Linked DNA regions of Homo sapiens: region 1 is linked to region 2. A link is a contact called in ENCODE Hi-C or POLR2A ChIA-PET data. All regions are on one chromosome and are shown on one strand. The core of a region is the stretch at or near the end of the contact, and the rest is flanking DNA. Distances in the headings are between cores, read along the strand shown.

Region 1 (4,604 bases), core at 1,316-3,815, 44 kb before region 2:
CGTGTGAGCCTCTGGGGTCCCCCACATTTCCTACTCACTACACACTGCAGGTCTACGTTTGGGTGGATGGTTGTTTGACTAATGTCAGCCTCTCTCATGGCCTGCAAGCCTCCTAAGGGCAGAGATCTGATCTGTTTTTGCTTACCATTGTAGCCCTTCCTCTATAATAGCTGCTCAGTTAATTGTGCATGAATGTTTCCGTTCCACAGTGAACACACTTTTCTACAGCCTCATTATTTTTGCAGATATCTCCTTCCTCCTCTCCCTTGGATTGTCCGAACCCTGGGTCTCCTTGGCAACACTGTTGCCCTGGTAATTCTCTTCAATGGTGGCTCTGTTGTCCTTTACCTCTCCTATCACAGGGGGCGCTGACATTGCATCAACTCCCCAGTGCTATTCCCTGCTCATTTTGCGTCCAGTCTTGTGCATGCCCTCATCTGAGGTAGGTGCCGTCTGCTGAGTTTTCCTTCACATTTCTTTGGTGCTGTCATCTCCTGACTTCCTGGTCATTTCCTCATATTCACTGGATGAAGTTCAGACTCTCCCTCTCCACCCCAAATCTCGCTATGACCTGAAGGAATTCAGTCCCCATGCAGTCCCCGTGTGGCTGGTCTGACATCCTGGCTGGTGCAGCTCTGCAGCCCTTCTTCTTTCTTGCATCTTCAACACCCCGACACCCAGGGCTCCTTCTCCTCAGCCCATGAACCTGCTTGAGTGTCCTTCACACTTTATGAACTTAAAACAAACAGCAAACAAAACCTTTTTCTTTACTTGTTCATTCTCAATGCCAAAGGAGTTCAACGTTCTTTATTGTGCAAAGCCCACTTGCTCCTAAATGTAATCATTCTCTAGGAGTTTACCCCTGGTCCTCAACAGCTGCTTTTGTTTAGAAGACTCCACCAAATAACTTCAACTCCAGCTTCTTGCTAGAGTGCCAGTAATGCATTTCTGACTGTCCGTTGGACATCTTCCCTTGAATGTTCTGCCAGCACCTGAAGTTCATGGTGCCTGAATACAAGCTAAAGGTCTCTCCTCCAAATCTTCTCTCTTCTTGACATCCAGCCATACCCTTGTAGAGGTTCAGGCCATGGAGTTCTCAGGCAGTTCCTCAGACTCCTCTCTTCTTTCTCCTCAGTGTCCCTCAGATCATCCATCATTTCCAGTCCCTTTTCGCTCCTTCTCTCCAAGTTCAGATGCCTGGGTTGCTGCAGTCATCTCTTAACTGAGCTATAAGGACGTAAATCTGGGAGCCTTGGGGACTCCGTATGACTAATTGACATAAATTCTTCTCCATGGGATGGATCTCCCAGCATCCTGTTTTCCATAGTACATGCCTGCAGGTTTCATGTCTGCCTTGGGGAGATTGTCCGGGATACTACATGTGGCCACGGTCTCTCCACAGATACCGGCCTTGGGGACCCTGTATGACTGCCAGGAGGCTCTTGGACATAGAGAGAACGTTAGTCACATTATATATATTCTCTGGGCTTTTATTTATCCACCAGCCTTTCGACTTAAATATATTGGTCTAGATTTAATGTGTTATTTTAATAATATTTGTGTTACATTCATCCTCAATGGGAATTTTTTCATAATTTTGTCTGAAACAAAATTTAGCCCCTTACTTAAAAACTGTGATATTTCAGCCAGGCGCGGTGGCTCATGCCTGTAAACCAAACACTTTGGGAGGCTGAGGTGGGCGGATCACTTGAGCTTAGGAGTTTGAGACTGGCCTGGCCAACATGGTGAAACCGCGTCTCTACTAAAAATACAGAAATTAGCAAGGCATGGTGGCATGCACCTGTAATCCCAGCTACTCGGGAGGCTGAGGCAAGAGAATCACTTGGACCCAGGAGCCGGAGGTTGCAGTGAGCTGAGATCTCACCACTGCACTCCATCTGGGTGACAGAACGAGACTCCATTGATTGGGGGCAGTGGGGAGGGGGGGCGAGAGGAGAACTGTGATATTTCAGTATATTTTATTTCACAAATTATATATAAGGTCTACCAGCTTCTCCCCTAAAGTTCTGTGCTGACGCACATTCCCAGCATGAACAGGGTGATCATTATCCTATCATGGATGAGTTGAAATTCTTTCACTTGGCAGATTGTCCATTGGGGATATATCAGCTTTTTCTTCCTTTTCACAAACACAGCACACACTCTACACACCATGACCTGCTCCACTTCAGACTCCGGGAGTTGTTGTATATGACTAACATCTACGGGGAACAAGATAGGTTGTTGGTTGATTCCTGTCACGTTTTTCCTCTCTGTAGCGACATCTTGCTATTCCTAAGCAGTCATCCTATCTGTTCATAGAGACAACCCTTCCCTTGTAGCGATAACAGTGGCATTCAAAACGTAAAATGCTTTTATTTACATTAAAATTGATTTTTCCATTAGCAAAGTGGCCCTTTGCCTACTCAATCAGAATTTCTGTAAACCCCAAATAAGAGCGACTTTATTTAATCTGTTAAATATCCTGTAGCAAGTCTAGGGGATGTTGTTCATGTCAGTGAATCAGGATGTCATGCAGCTGCACAAACATATTCGTTCTGCAGGCCTGTTGGCCACAAGTTTAAACTCTGGAATTCTCTGTCAGTGCTTGCAGGCAGATGGAAGTCTTTAGTAGCTTTTCCCTCTGGGAGTTTAAAAATAATGTCTGCCTCTGTTAAAAAAACAAGTTTAAAAATTGATAGTATCAAACTTCTAAAATTAATATTATGATAAATAAGGATTCTGTACAATCAAATTACTTTAGTCAGTATAAAGTATAGAGTACACTGCCTGCCGCCAGCGTGAAATTAACCGTGATGACACTGGGCATTGTTTTAGACAGCAAAACAGTACCTACCCTAACTCCTTGGATTAGCCCAATAAGTGGCTGGGAGTTGAATTGAGTTACTACTCATTAGGGTTTATCTCTTGCCTTATCTTAAAATAAAAATCCACTCCCACCCACTACCCTCCTCCCCATTTTTGTACAGGGAATACTTGGGAGGTAAACTCCCTGAGTTTAAATCCTGCTTACCAGCTGTGGGATCTTGCTAGTTGCTTGGTCTCTCAGCCTCAACTTCCTCATCTATAAAATGGGAATACTAATAGCAACTACTTCGCAGGGTTGTAGTAATGATGAAAGAGGCAGTATTGATAAAGCACTTAGAACAGGTCCTTTTTTTAGCATAATAAAATATCAAGTAATAGAATAGGTCTTAATGTGACCTACAAGACTGATACACTCAGCACAAAGCAATATGAAGTCATAGAATTTTTAAAGTTGGAAAGGAGCCTAGAGATCATTTAACCTAGTCTCCTAATTTCAGCAATGAAAAATTGGGATCCTAGCACAAGGTCACAGGGCTGATTAAGTAGCAGAGTTGGAACTAGGCTCCAACTCTCTTCTTGGCTTACAGTTTACCATCCCAGTTGGGTGGTCAAAACCCAGAACAATAACACAGATTTATTGCTTGTCCTGATTGTGCAATGTCTTCTTTGCTTTTTTTTTTTTTTTTTTTTTTGAGAAGGGATTGCAGTGGCATGATCTTGGCTCACTGCAACCTCCGCCTTCCTGGTTCAAGCGATCCTCCTGCCTCAGCCTCCAGAGTAGCTGGGACTACAGGTGCGCACCACGACAGCTAGCTAATTTTTTGTATTTTTAGTAGAGATGAGGTTTCACCATGTTGGCCGGGATGGTCTCGATCTCTTGACCTTGTGATCTGCCCGCCTCGTCCTCCCAAAGTGCTGGGATTACAGGCGTGAGCCACGGCACCCAGCCTGCTTTTTTGTTTTTTACAAATAGTCTTACTGCTATTTTAGAGCTACTAGGAGTGTTGCTGGTTCACCATGAGTTTAGCTATCATATGCCAATGGAGACAGCCTGGTATAGTGGGAAATAAGCCTGGATCAGGAATCAGGTGACCTAGACTCTTATCTCTTTCACTAGTTAACAATTTGGGAAGCCAGATAGCCTTCCTGGCTCCCAGTTTCCTTATATATAGGGCTTTAATATATAGCATAATGTGAAAGTACTAAACATGATAGTTGTCCCATGGTGGATAACACTGTAACCCAGTGCTTTTATAAATTACATTGCTCAGAACTACTGAGTGCTCTAATATGCATTGTAAGAATATATATACAACTTTTTTTTTTTTTTTTTTTTTTTTTTACAGAAAATAAACTACTGCTCTACCTTTAATCTTGCTTCGGTGAAATTCTAATTTATCATGGCTTCAGGGCAACATCAAAAGATGGTAGAGAAGTAGATTAGCTTTCCCAGAAACCAAGTAAGGGAAAAAAGTTTATAGATGAATCTCACAGACATTCAGTGAAAGAAATACAAAAGATTATATTGTGTAATTCCACTAAGTTAAAGTTCAAGAAGTGATAAAACAGGCCAGGGCACAGTGGCTAACACCTGTAATCCCAGCACTTTGGGAGGCCCAGGCAGGTGGATCACTTGAGTCCAGGAGTTTGAGACCAGCCTGGACAACATGGTAAAACCCTGTCTCTACAAAAAATTACTAAAAAAAAAAAAAAAAAAAAAGAACAGGTAACACAAATCAATGCTGCTGGAAGTCAAAATAGTGGTTATCTGGGGG
Region 2 (4,551 bases), core at 418-2,917:
AGTAGGGGAGTGGCTGGAGCAGATAAACAAAAAAATCGCCAGACCCCTGAGTGTTTTTAGGTGGGGATGTTGGCTTTGTATCTCTGCTGTACATTCTTGGGATGTTTTGGAAGGTTTTTGCAAATGTCCTGTTGGGTGGCATTGAAGCGGTTGTTTCTTTAAATGACTTAGCTCTGCCTTAGTGAAGATCTTGTTAAAAGCAGACCATTTTCTGACATTCTGTTTTCTGCAACTGCTATTGAAGAGGGGCAAAGCCGAGCCAGGCTCTTGTAGAACACTTTCAACACAAGACAAGTGGTTTTGTGTGTTTCTGTCACAGTTTTACAGTGAGGCCATTCAGTACTCAGAACTGAGAAGATAGCATGGCACGCTTATTTAATAGTCTTCTATTTGCTCTTCTATTTTGTCCAGTCATTAAATGGTGTTAGAATTGAGAATTAGGACTCTCTTTCCTCGCCAAAGAAAAACACAAGTGACTTGTTGACTACAAGATTTACTCTCACAGATATTTCCAGAGTAATATGAAATCCCAGCCAAGTATCCGCAGAAAAAAGCCAGCGGCATATGCTCCAGCCTCTTTTCCTGAGTGCAGCTCCACAGCTACCTCTCCATGCCCAGAAGGACATCATAAATCATTTCTAATTTATGAGGAGCCCAGTCGTGTACTACACCCTGCTAGGTGCTGGTGTTTGTCGTCTACAGACTGTGAGCTCCCTTCTTCAGTGCATACAGAGACTTTTTCAGATCATCCATAGGACAGAAGGTTGAGAATTTTTTTCCCTAGGACTGGCCCAGCCAAGAATTAAGGAGGGAGAAGACAGAAGATTCTTGTCGCTCAGGGTTTTGCCACAAGCCTCACTTGCTTTTTCCCAAATTGAGGACTGGGAAGGGGCAGAAACAATACCATTCTCATGATTAGCTATTTTCTTTTATTCAACAAATACACATATTTTTTCAAAGCCAACAGCCTGCAAGTCAACGTTGGGGACACAGCAGTAAGCAAAACAGAATTTTGGTTCTCAATGAGATTATACTTACACATGTTAGGAGGTGACGATGGGTTTTGCAGGGAAAGAAGAGATAAAGTTGGGAAGGGGAATAGCCATTCTACATCAGGAGTTCAGGGAAGGGACTTCCACTAAGGTGACCTTTGAGCAGAGACTTGTGGGACAGGATGGAGTGAGTCTAGCAGTTGTCTGGGGATATGGCCTCCTGGGAAGGACAGAGGCCACCATGCAGGGCCCCAAGAAATTGAAGCCAAGAGCCAGAAAGAAGTGGTTAGGAGCCAGGCACGTGGGAGGCGGGACAGCCTAAGGGGCTGCGGTGAGTTCAGGGATTGTTGGAAGTAAGATGGGCAGCCATGGGAAGTTTTTGGAAGATTACCAGAGTATAAGCCTGAAGTCAGGAAAATACAGGGCAGTGTTTCCTTCACTTCCCAGAGAGAATTAGAGTGTGCGCTGCTGTTATCAGAATTGAACTGTCAAAACATCAATTAGCCCAATGCAGAGTGAAACAGAAATCATGGCTTTGTTTGATCTTGGTATAAAAAAAGCTCTTATGCTTTTCCAGTTGGGATAAAAGTGAGAGGCCATGAGTCATTTATTTACTCAACTGGCGATAATACTTTTCATGGAGACACCTTAGCTACTGTATTCAGCTACGACATTCAGCGACCTGTGCCCCACTAGCGTCTTCCCTGGCAGTATCTTGGTTGTGCTGTAGCTGTGGTGCATAGATTTCTGTGCATAGATTGGTGTAAGCTTCAAAGTCAAAGAGCAGCTGGTGGGATACTTGGGATCAGATTCGAGCAGGCTGCAATAACAGCAGGCTCTCAGTGATGACCTGGAGCCGACTGCTGCCGTTTTCTGCTCACAAACAACTGACTTTAGTCCGGAGCTACAGAGAGCTTGGGTTAGATTGATGCGCAGAAGTTACAGGGAGTGCGATTTGACTCCTTCTCTGGAATACCTTCCTCAAAATGAGGGTGATCGATACTGAAGTGGGTTGCGCCTTAAAGTGAGCATCTTCCCTCTGAATGATTTTAAGCAGGTGAGCACATCTCAGGAATATTCTGAGACAGCCCCTGCTTTGTGCGGTGTGTTGGACTAGAATGACCTCTCAGATTCATTGCAATGCAAACCCCCTCTGAGCCCATGAAAAAGTGTCCAGTGAATGTGCTCTGCAAACATGCAGGCACTATATAAACAAGAGGCAAATATTTTAAAAGGTGAAGAATGAGATACTTGTACTGCTGTGAGAGCGGTGGTTGGAATGTTGTGCCCCAGCAACATACTTTCCGTGCTCGGTCGCCTGCAGTTTGTTCTCATTGGCCCTGTACAGAGGTATCCGCATTGTGTGTTAAATACGCTCTCAGCGAAAGACCAAACAAATAGCCAACGGCATTTTCCTATCAGAGCCTGTTTATAGGAGGTAGAGCAAAAGAACAAAGCTGTTGGTTTTGATTCTTGGCAGGAAGCCAAGGCTGCTGCTTCAAAGCTCCAGAGTTTACAAGGAAGAAAGAGGGGGAATTTTTAGTTTACAAGGAAGAAAGGGGGAATTTTTAGCTGAGACTAAGTTAGAATTTAAGCAAAACTCAAAACTAAAACTAAAGAATCCTCCGGGATCCATAATGGAAAGGCAGAATAAGAAACCTGGTATGTTTCAGGCTATCGGATGATTTTTTAGTGCAAGAACGAACGTTTTAAAAGGTGCCCGAGCAGAGATTACAGACAGCCTCGATTAATGACACAGGATCACTCAGCATTTGAGCTGGATGAATTGTCCTTAGTGATCCTTGAATTGTGTCCCTTATTTTACAGATAATGGATTAGAGGCCCAGGAACTCAAAATGACTGCCCAGGGTCACTCAACAAGTTGTAGGAATTCAAGGACTAGAATCCAGGACTCCTGGCAGCCATTTTGTGTTTTGGGCAATTTTAAAGAAGCAGCAAACCAGTAAAAGTTTTGTTTCTTATGAGCAAAGGGCCGGTTAGGAAGACAGCCACCGTGATTGAATGCTGAATTGGCAGTGCATTTGGTTTGCGAGAATGTGGCCCGATCCCTAGGCCAGCGGCACTTGCTCTTGCAGTTGCCACCTTCATCCTTAAGTTTAGGGCAGAACAGCCGTGAATCTCTGGGCCTGTTCCCAGGAATGGAGGCCAAGACAACTGTTGGAGGAGGTCTACAGAGTCCCGCCACCCCTCAGAGCCCAGTCAAGCATGAATGGGCTTTTACAATCCGTAGGAGGCTGCAGTGGTCAAGGTCCTTCTAAAGCACCTGCAAAATCCCAGCAGTGTCCCACCTGTCACTGTGGGTGTTCTTTGGCTTCCTGCCGTTGATAAGAGTTCTCTCCTTTTTGACAAGAGGCCGAACAAATTGAAACTGTATTTAAATAACAACACTCTTTTTACATAATAGAACACCCAGTTTAAAAAAAAAAAAAAGACTCTTTGCCCGGTTAACTTTTTTCATTGAAATTACTAACCTTTAAGTGAGCTGTTGTTACTTGCTTCTGGAAGATACAGGAAGAATGGGGTCAGTGAGGAATCTAAAGGAAGGGAGGGAAGCCTTCTGTGTATGTCTCCTTTTTAACCCAAAGCTGTTCGTTGTCATTCTTTTGACCATTTATTCATTCATTCACTCATTTTCCTGTTTGTTTCTATTCTGATTCTATCCAAAAAAAGTTTGACAAAATGTGCAGTAAAGAGCTTATATATTGTACATAAAATATAAGTCAAGTCAGGTTTTAGAGAAGGAGGAAACAGAGATTCCATCCACGAATTGTCATATGAAATCTGTGTCAAATATCCAGTTTTACTCTGATCTTTCTAGCAACCAGGATTTAAAAAGGAATACACAATTTCTATTATCAGAAAGGAAAAAAAAATCCAGGTTCTTCAAGAGACTAAGCGTTGCTATTCTGTGGCACATGCAATTAGCAAACACTTAAGGAAGACTTTCATGCACTTACTACAAAGCTGGCTGCCCAGGGCGCATCCTCCCACCCTGTCTCCTATCAGTGTCCTTGCTTGAGGCCCTGGAGCCCCTGAGCAAACATGTTCTTAGTGTTATCACAAATGTCTTCTTAGTGTTATCACCTGCTCCCTTTGGATGTGTCAGAACCTGGTTTGGGGTAATGGCTTTAGTTTAGTTGAAACGATGTTGTCTAGAGCAGTTCCAGGATTTGCAGATAATGAGCCCAGGAGTAGGAATCGGGGAACGTCAGAAATCTCGTGCTACTGCAGCTGCATGTTGTCTACCAGTGTAGCTTTCCTGCTCTTCAAAGTGCCCTAGACTCCTTATCTGGCCCTTCGCTGCTGTATCAAAGTGCATTTTTGAACAGAAGGTCTGGAGGAAATAGAGTTCTGCAGAACACGCTTTGGGAAATGTTGACTCAGGATTAATAGATGACATGACCACATGTTAATTTTACGCACCTTCTTGGCCCCTGAAAGTGAGGAATGGACTTTGCAGTTGCATGGACATATAGAGCACAGGATTTAATACTATACACACTCAAGGGGAACACAATTGAGATCCTGCTCCGGAGCT

The links. Hi-C counts contacts between places; a loop is a spot of excess contacts on that map. ChIA-PET counts read pairs that join two places held with the same protein, here RNA polymerase II (POLR2A). Pooled maps may share reads with other maps.
Region 1: a loop to region 2 is called in a map of heart right ventricle, with 2.4 times the contacts of the local background. The contact joins two enhancer-like sites. A Hi-C loop is called at or near these places in 26 of 168 maps with a recorded cell type or tissue (Caco-2, HepG2, IMR-90 and 14 more) and 14 of 50 pooled maps. POLR2A ChIA-PET finds 5 or more read pairs at or near these places in 4 of 52 experiments (CD4-positive, alpha-beta T cell, HepG2, WTC11 and 1 more).

What each region holds. Positions count from the first base shown.
Region 1 is chr6:143,698,629-143,703,232 of GRCh38, forward strand. All of the region lies in intron 1 of PHACTR2 (phosphatase and actin regulator 2), which reads left to right. Among named protein-coding and RNA genes, the nearest start is that of PHACTR2, 23 kb to the left of the region's middle. Within about 2 kb of position 2,566, at least 4 of the 41 ENCODE cell types and tissues checked have a DNase peak (open chromatin) inside an H3K27ac peak, as active enhancers do; they include heart right ventricle, where a contact is called at or near this core.
Region 2 is chr6:143,743,407-143,747,957 of GRCh38, forward strand. The region is part of intron 2 of PHACTR2 (phosphatase and actin regulator 2); the gene reads left to right. Among named protein-coding and RNA genes, the nearest start is that of PHACTR2, 68 kb to the left of the region's middle. RefSeq lists enhancers at 624-1,293, 2,635-3,305, 3,306-3,975, 3,976-4,551. Within about 2 kb of position 1,668, at least 20 of the 41 ENCODE cell types and tissues checked have a DNase peak (open chromatin) inside an H3K27ac peak, as active enhancers do; they include heart right ventricle, where a contact is called at or near this core.